2 separate regions of the Homo sapiens genome follow, and region 2 is linked to region 1. The links are chromatin contacts, found by Hi-C or POLR2A ChIA-PET in ENCODE. All regions are on one chromosome and are shown on one strand. The core of a region is the stretch at or near the end of the contact, and the rest is flanking DNA. Distances in the headings are between cores, read along the strand shown. Region 1 overlaps RALY (RALY heterogeneous nuclear ribonucleoprotein). Region 2 overlaps ASIP (agouti signaling protein).

Region 1 (4,558 bases), core at 1,098-3,597:
ATAGCTGCTTCTTTTCTTTTTCTTTTTTTTTTTTTTTGAGACAGGGTCTCACTCTGTCGCCCAGGCTGAAGTGCAGTGGCGCAAGCTCGGCTTACTGCAGCCTCCGCCTCCTGGGTTCAAACGATTCTCATGCCTAAGCCTCCCAAGTAGCTGGGACTACAGGCGTGCGCCACTACACCCGGCTAATTTTTATATTTTTGGTAGAGATGGGGTTTCATCATGTTGGCCAGGCTAGTCTTGAACTCCTGACCTCAAGCGATCTGCCTGCCTTGGCCTCCCAAAGTGCTGGGATTACAGGCATGAACCACCGTGTCTGGCCCCATGGCTGCTTCTTAAGGGTCCTACAAGAAAGCTCTGGTTTCTTCTCTGGACCTTAGTTTCATCTGCAAAACAAGGGGAGTCAACGAGAAGGGATATGGTAGCCTGTGAGTTATAGAAGCTGTTTCCTACAGAGGATGTTTAATGTGGGAATTTGTTCTAATCAAGTCTCTAGCTTTATTCTTTCCACTCCTGCTTATGGTTAGTTTCAAATCTGAAGGAGCCAGACTCAGAATAGGAGATATCCCTGACACCACCACCTATCTTGGCCCCATCCAAAGTCTAGTTACTGCTCAGACCTGTATTTTATCTCATAGGTCACAAGCAGATGTTTAGGCCCAAGGATATGTTTTTGTCTGATATGTAAAAATTTACTTAAAAACCTCTGAGTTAACTGCCAACATTCAAAATCAGATCTCACTTTTAAAAAAATTAGATTTCTAGCTGCTCTTAAAAATGTCAGAGGTCTGGCGATGCCAGACCCACCCTGGGGTAGAAGTCAAAGGGCCTGCTATAATCCTGTAACTTATTTGATGCTTTCTCACTTTATCTCAAGAATTCATGCTAATTTATCATTCATTCCATAAAAATATTTAAAGTTAAAAGCAAACTTTAAATTACCAGTTATAATATTTAATCCAACTCTGAAAAAATAAGTATACTGACACTTCAGGAAGATGTATGTTTTATCCTGTGATTTCATGTATCATCTACTATGCAGCCATGTGTTCCAGTTTGAGAACCCCCCCCCCACCCAGTTTATTCATTCACTCAAAAAATACTTAGATCCTATGCCAGGCTCTGGGAAAACACTCATCAACAAGACAGACATGGTTTCCGCCTTCATAGAGCTCACAGTTCAGCCGAGATATAATGAAAAAAGTCATGCAGAATAGGAGGCACAGAGAGATACTAAGCTGAGGATCCAGAGTTTATTCCACAAACACAGCAATCCCTTAGGCAAGTTGCTTAACCTCTCCAGACCTATAAGAGGAAGAGGTTTAATCAGGCAGTTGCTGCTGAAAGGTCCTTTCAGCTAAAAATTCTACTTAGCATCACAAGAACTTAGCTTACTACGCTTTTTGAGTTCCTAACACTTACTAGCTTCCTCTCTTTATCTGGAAAATCAGGATCAGTTGTCATGGAAATTACCACAGTACTCCACATACTGGATGATGTTTCAGTAATCACAAGAAGTCAAAGGGAACCAGCAGGTGACTTTCTGGGTGATTCTTTTGCCTACTTTCAGGCCTGGTGCAGTGGCTCAGGCCTGTAATCCCAGCACTTTGGGAGGCCAAGGCGGGAGGATGGCTTGAGCCCAGGAGTTCAAGACCCCAGCCTAGTTTGTAAAAGAGCAAGACCCTATCCCTACAAAATAAAAAAATAAAAACAACAGGACATGGTGGTGCGTGCCTGTAGTCCCAGCTACTCAGGAGACTGAGGTGGGAGAACCACCTGAGCCCGGGAGGTAGAGGGTGCAGTGAGCTGAGATTACGCCACTGCATTCCAGTTTGGGCAACAGAGTGCCACTGGAAGAAAAAAAGACCAGGTACCAACTCATAAGTAAAACGGTTTTGATTCTGAATTAATGTCCATGGTTTCCTTCATGACACATCAGACTCACTTCCACTCTACCTTACAAATATATAATAGGGATTGCAAAAAATGCCAACTTGACAAGGACATGATCCACTGAGCCTTGACTAGTTTGCTGTCCATATGAAGTCCTAAGATAGGCCGAGACAGATTTATCAGCCAATAAGGGCACCAAAAGTTCCCAGTAAAATGAAGATAATTCACTTAGTCGCAGGGGATTCACCAGCACCTTAACTAGGTAAAGTCTCTTCAATATTAGAGTTCCTTCTAGAGCTGGGCTGGACCTTGGTGGCAAGCAGGTAGCAAAAATGAATTGACCAAGTGTTTCCCAAAAAAAGTGCTATACTCTGGTGATAAACGGCAACTGACACTGGGCTTGAGTATCAAAGAAACAACAGGAAATGGTGTGGCTTTGACAAACTTGAGAACAAATATGCTGTCTAAAGAAGCCAGTCAATAAGGAAGCAGAATGTGGAAAAAAGTAGAGAAATGAAGAACATGAAGTTGTAAACTCAAAGCTTCTGCCAAATTTGGCCGAAGCTCCAAAGAGTTGCCCAAAGATCCAAGCCATGTCTCTTTGCTTCAGTTTACAAGCTTCTAAAGCATGGACTAGCCAGTGTACAAGGAGTCACAATATAACAACCCTGGTAGAGGCTGGGGCGTGGTGGCTCACACCTATAATCCTGGCACTTTGGGAGGCTGAAGCGGGCAGATCACAAGGTCAGGAGTTCGAGATCAGCCTGGCCAAATTGGTGAAACTCTGTCTCTACTAAAAATACAAAATTAGCCAGGCATGGTGGCGCGCACCTGTAGTCCCAGCTAGTTGGGAGACTGAGACAGGAGAATTACTTGAACCCGGGAGGCAGAGGTTGCAGTGAGCTGAGATCATGCCACTGACTCCAGCTTGGGTGACAGAGCGAGACTCCGTCTCAAAAACAAAACAAAACAAAAAAAAACCACACACACACCAAAACAAAACAAAACAAATCCCTGGTAGAGGACTCAAGGAGAAGACAGGCCTACCCCCACTCTTATAAATGGAAAAATTGCTCATGGTCAGCGTCAGGCTCTAGCCTCTGCTACTTTCTCAAAAATCTTCCTCCTTTTTCATGAGAAACCAGTCACCTTCATAGCCCCATGCCAGGACCTCTCATCTCACACATACATACTATCTCCACTGAAAGGCAGTCCTAATCTCCCCAGGCTTTTATTCCACTCAAAATAAAAATAGAGGCTAGGTGCAATGGCTCACACATAATCCCAACACTTTCGGAGGCCAAGGTAGCAGAACTGCTTGAGCCAGGAGTGTGAGACCAGCCTGGGTAACAAAGTAATAACTCATCTCTACAAAAAAATTTAAAAAACACTTGGGTGTAGTGGCATGTCTCTGTCATTCCAGCTACTCAGGAGACTGAGGCGTGAGGATAGCTTAAGCCTAAGAGTTTGAGGCTGCAGTGAGCTATGATTGTGCCACTGCACTCCAGCCTGGGTAACAGAGCAAGACCCTGTCTCAATTTAAAAAACAATGACACCACTACTGCAGGCCAAACAAAATATGTACACAGGCCAGATACAGCCCAAGGGGCTACCAGTATGTGACCTCTGATCTAGAGGATAAGACTGAACAGATCTGGAACAGAAAGGATTTAAGAGTGCCCCAAGGACTTCCCAATGAGGATGAAAGTTCAGCAGCTTGGTTCCCCTAAATGGAATACCTTTAAAATTCTGCTCCCTGAACATCACAACTAAAAGTTCCTTGTCTTTGCAAAAGAGCAAAATTACCCCCATTACAGTCAGATGCCGTTGGGAGTGAACAGTACAACGCTAAATATATGTTCTCCCCTGATGCAGGATGGCATTCCCCATGCTTCATTCCATCATTATTCTATGTTCCCCAGATTCCTTCAGCATCTCCATAAAAGCAATAACACCTTTGCCAAACACAAGAGAAAAAAAAGAGTAGCTGCCCTTGAAATAGTAACTCAATCCAAAGAAAAGTTTATTGCTGGAAGAACTTTTATTTACCAAAACTTCCATACTAGACTTACAGCAGGGAGAATACAACAAAAATGGTTTGTAGGAAAAGGTACCAGGCAACAGTGAATAGCATGGCACAGAAAACAGCAAGACAGGATGACAGGGAGGCAGGAAACTCTTAAGGGAGATTAAGGATCCCATAGTCCCACAATGACCTTGTCTGAAATAGCATATGGTCTTGCAGTCCCTGATTGACTATATGCTCCTTGAAGACAGTCTTACTCATATGGGTATTATCCACACCATCTAGTACCACACCATAACATGGTAGGCACTCAAATGGTCACAAAGAAGCTAAGGCCCAGGGAACTTTTTTTTTTTTTTTTTTTTTGAGACGGAGTTTCGCTCTTATTGCCCAGGCTGGAGTGCAATGGTGCGATCTTGGCTCACTGCAACCTCTGCCACCTGGGTTCAAGTGATTCTCCTGCCTCAGCTTCCCAAGTAGCTGAGATTATAGGCGCCCACCACCACGCCCAGCTAATTTTTTGTATTTTAGTAGAGATGGGGTTTCACCATATTGGTCAGGCTGGTCTCGAACTCCTGACCTCAGGTGATCCACCCTCCTTGGCCTCCCGAAGTGCTGGGATTATAGGCGTGAGCCACTGCA
Region 2 (4,492 bases), core at 1,425-3,924, 250 kb before region 1:
CTCAGGCTGGTCTTGAATTCCTGGACTCAAGTGATCTGCCAACCTCAACCTCCCAAAGTGCTGGGATTATAGGTGTGAGCCACCGTGCCTGGCCCTCATATTATTTTTGACTCCTCAAAAACTTAACTACTAATAGCCTACTGTTGGCCAGAAGGAAGCCTTACTGATAACATAAACTGTGGATTAACATCTTTTTATGTTATATGTATTATATACTGTACTCTTATAATCAAGTAAACTGGCTGGGCATGGTGGCTAATGCAGGTAATCCCAGCAGTTTAGGAGACAGAAGCAGCGGATTGCCTGAACTCAGGAGTTTGAGACCAGCCCGGGCAACACCGCAAAACCTCATCTCTACTGAAAATACAAAAATCTGCCAGGCATGGTGGTGCACACCCGTAGTCCTAGCTGCTTGTGGGGCTGAGGCAGGAGGATCACTTGAGCCTGGGAGGTTGAGGCTGCAATGAGCCGAGATGGTGCCACTGCACTCCAGCCTGAGTGACAGAGTGACACCCCATTTCTAAAAAAAAAAAAAAAAAAAAAAATGAAGTAAACTAGGGAAAATAAAATATTAAGAAAATTATTGGATAAGTAGAGATCGATTATAAGAAAATATAAGGAAGTGAAAATACATTTACAGTACTGTACTGTATTTATTGATACCGTAAGTTTACTTCATCTGTTTACAAGATGTATTGTCTGTCTGAAATAGTAAGCAACCAAAGCTTCAGACCTCAACCTATAGTATCAATCAAGTAATTCAAGCAACTTTTTCTTGTAATGTCATGACTCTTCTTTGCTTCTTGGGAACACTTCCAGAATCACTAGTAGCACCTAGTATGGGTCCCTTGGTACTACTCAAGGTTTACAATATTGCATTAAACACATTGAAAAATACACGAGAACCTTGAGGGATCACATTTTACTGCAATATGTGATTTCCTGGTGAGACTCCTTGTGCAGAGATGATTAGCTCACAGAGCGTTGTAAGCACGTACTCGCAACACCTGAGCATGCCGCAATGGCAACAGGAGGTATCTTCACAATTATGATGGTAGTACAGTATGTACTGCAGTTGTTTACACAGTTATGATTTAGTACTACATCTTTACATTTGGTTATTTTCTTTCTATTTTGAATGGTATGTACTGTCTGTGTGTACATATGTTTTGGGAAATTTTAATTTTTTATAATAGATTTATGTATATTGTATGATAGCAAGTGATAAAATAGACTAGTATCTACATATATTTTATGCATTAATGACATACTTTTTTTTCATTTTTTAAATATTTCTAGGTAACAAGATTCACCTGTTTTTTCTAATTGTCAATCTTCAAAAATATTTTCCAATTTAAAAAGTCAGCTGGGCAAGGTGGCTCACCCCTGTAATCCCAGCACTTTGGTAGGCTGAGGCAGGTGGATCACCTGAGGTCAGGAGTTCGAGACCAGCCTGACAAACTTGGCGAAACCCCATCTCTACTAAAAATACAAAAACATTAGCTGGGCATGGTGGCATGTGCCTGTAATTCCAGCTACTCGGGAGGCTGAGGCATGAGAATCGCTTGAACTCGCCAGGTGAAGGTTGCAGTGAGCCAAGATCACGCCACCGAACTCTGGCCTGGGCAACGAGAGCGAAAACTCCATCTCAAAAAAAAAGAAAAAAAAAAAAAGACATAAAATAACCAATGTATAAGTGGACCCATGAGTTCAAACACATGTGTTCAAGAGTCAACTGCATTTTTTAAGTTTTAATTTTTTGTTGTTGTTGTTTTGAGACAGAGTTTCACTCTTGTCACCAGGCTGGAGTGCAATGGCTCAAGCTCACTGCAACCTCCACCTCCCGGGTACAAGCAATTCTCCTGCCTCAGCCTCCCAAGTAGCTGGGATTACAGGCGCCCACCACCACGCCTGGCTAATTTTTGTATTTTTAGTAGAGACGGGGTTTCACCATGTTGGCCAGGCTAGTCTCGAACTCCTGACCTCAGGTGATTCACCCACCTTGGCCTCCCAAAGTGCTGGGATTATAGGCGTGAGCCACCGCATCCGGCCTAAGATTTAATTTTAAACAAATATGTTAAATAAATAGGTGGAACTCAGATATGGCAAAGTTATAAATGTGGTTCTGAAATGACTGAGGTTTGGGAAACACCACATTCATCCAAAAGTATGAGTGATGGTGAAATTTCAGGCAGGGGCTAACTAGTAGAGGAAGCTGCTTTTCGTAACCTATTTTGCTCAGTGGACTTCAGCTCCCTGGGCTTCTGTGGGTGTCTGGCTCAGAGCTCAAGCCAGGAAGTCTTTAGTAGCTTTCAGTTTCTTTTGTTAATATAGGCCTGAAAAATCTTTCATTTAGTTCCTAGCCAGAGGTTGGGGGTCCTCCTTCTTTAAGTCCAGTCTCACCCCAACAATGAGAACTCCCAGAACTTCCCTGCCCTTACCTTAGAAGATCTTTTCTTTTCTGCTGCTTTTCTGCCGATCTGTTTGGATTTCTTGTTCAGCGCTTCAAAGAGAGACAAAAGGAGCAAAGTCAGATGTTTCTGGGGACGTTGAGCTGCAGTGAAGTGAGAGGGGCAGAGGGGGCTTGGGAAGTCACAAGGTCAGGGAGAGGAGAAGAAGCGTGCTGGATGAGTCACACTGTAGGACTCAAGCCAGTAGGTTCTTGTTAGCCCGGCTACTGACCTGGAGCCAGGCACTGATAGCAACGTGTCCTCTGAGGGAAGGCAAATGGGAAATCCAAGCAGGCACTGGGATCTGCCTGTGACACTCTTGTGGGGCCTGGTCCCTCGACCTAAGTGAGCTTGGGCCACTCAGAGCCACCCCAGGTGCCCCTTCCTTCATCTCCATTGTGGCAGGCACAGGAACATTGTGATACCCAGAAAATGGACTCCTGTCTTGTACACAGATGCACCTGTGTTTCCTATTTTCCATTCCTGAGAGCTCTGGAGCCAGGAGGACCTGATTTGAATCCTGACTCTGCCAATATAATGACTATGTGGCTGTGGGTAACTTACTTATCCTCCATGAGACTCAGTTTTTTCATCTGCAAAAAAGGTTCCATAATATCTGCCTTGCAGTATTGTCTTGAGGATAAATGAAGTCTGTTTATAAAGTGAAAAGTCTGTTACACTGAAGATCAATAAATGTTGATGTTCCTCCCTTCCCTGTCTGATATGTGTAGAATATCCTCTTTCTTTCTTCTTCTTCTTTTTTTTTTCTTTTGAGACAGAGTCTCACTCTGTTGCCCAGGCTGGAGTACAGTGGTGCGATCTCGGCTCACTGTGACTTCTGCCTCCTGGGTTCAAGTGATTTTCCTGTCTCAGCCTCCCAAGTAGCTGGGATTACAGGCATGTACCACCACACCTGGCTAATTTTTGTATTTTTAGTAGAGATGGGGTTTTGCCATGTTGGCCAGGCTGGTCTCAAACTCTTGACCTCAGGTGATCTGCCCACCTTGGCCTCCCAAAGCGCTGGGATTAGAGGTGTGAGCCACCGCGCCTGGCCGATTATTTATTTATTAAAAAATTTCTTTTTTGAGTCAGGGTCTGTCTGTCACCCAGGCTGGAGTGCAATGGTGTGATCATAGCTCACTGCAGCGTCGACCTCCTGGGCTCAAGCAATCCTCCTGCCTCAGCCTCCCAAATAGCTGGAACCATAGGCATGCACCACCATTCCCGGCTAGTTTTTGTTTGTTTGTTTTTGAGACAGGATCTCACTCTGTCACTCAGGCTGGAGTGCAGTGGCACAATCATGGCTCATTGTAGGCTCAAACTCCTGGGCTCAAGTGATCCTCCTGCCTCAGCCTCCCAAGTAGCTAGGACTACAGGCGCATGCTACCATGCCTGGTTAATTTTTGTATTTTTAATAGGGACGGGGTTTCACCCTGTTGACCAGGCTGGTCTTGAACACCTGAGCTCAAGAGATCTGCCCGCCTCAGCCTACGAAAGTGCTGGGATTACAGGTGCATGCCACGTGCCTTGCTAGTTTTTAAATTTTTCTGTAGAGACGGGGTCTCCCTATGTCGCTCAGTCTGGTCTTGAACTCCTAGGCTCAAACAATCCTCATGCCTCCAGCTTCCCAAAGTGCTGGGATTACAGGTGTGAGCCACCTCACCCAGCCTCAAATATCCTCGTTTCCTAGCAAAAGCCGAGGTAGTAAGAGATATTAGTTTTGAGCTTAGGTTCTGGAGTTAAGTACCTGATTTTGAATTCTGGCTTTGCCAGTTAAAAACTGTGTGATCCGTGCTAGTTACTTAATTCTCCTAAGCCTCAAGTTCCTCAACTGTGAAATATGAATAAAGACCATACTCACCTCACAGTGCCTACCACACAGTATGTCTATGATTATTATCAGGTGAAGTCAAACCAGATCTCCAATGCCAGGCTCCAGTGCCCCTCATATTTTCCCCTGAGCCTTCATTCCCAACCCTGACATGACAGGACTGGTCCATCCCAGACTTGCATATGTTCTGGAGCATTTCCTGAAGTTTGTT

The links. A loop is a pair of places that touch in the nucleus more often than their neighbours do. ChIA-PET counts read pairs that join two places held with the same protein, here RNA polymerase II (POLR2A).
Region 2: a map with no recorded cell type shows a loop between it and region 1 (8-fold over the local background). The contact joins two enhancer-like sites. A Hi-C loop is called at or near these places in 1 of 37 single-sample maps with no recorded cell type. POLR2A ChIA-PET finds 5 or more read pairs at or near these places in 2 of 52 experiments (Caco-2 and GM12878).

What each region holds. Positions count from the first base shown.
Region 1 is chr20:34,007,545-34,012,102 of GRCh38, reverse strand. The region is part of intron 1 of RALY (RALY heterogeneous nuclear ribonucleoprotein); the gene reads right to left. Among named protein-coding and RNA genes, the nearest start is that of RALY-AS1, 15 kb to the right of the region's middle. RefSeq lists a silencer at 1,346-1,640 and an enhancer at 1,092-1,769. Within about 2 kb of position 2,347, at least 2 of the 41 ENCODE cell types and tissues checked have a DNase peak (open chromatin) inside an H3K27ac peak, as active enhancers do.
Region 2 is chr20:34,260,843-34,265,334 of GRCh38, reverse strand. ASIP (agouti signaling protein) reads right to left here. Exons shown (of 4, transcript NM_001672.3): 3 at 2,442-2,503. It also overlaps a transcript of AHCY not described here. Among named protein-coding and RNA genes, the nearest start is that of ASIP, 22 kb to the right of the region's middle. Within about 2 kb of position 2,674, at least 15 of the 41 ENCODE cell types and tissues checked have a DNase peak (open chromatin) inside an H3K27ac peak, as active enhancers do.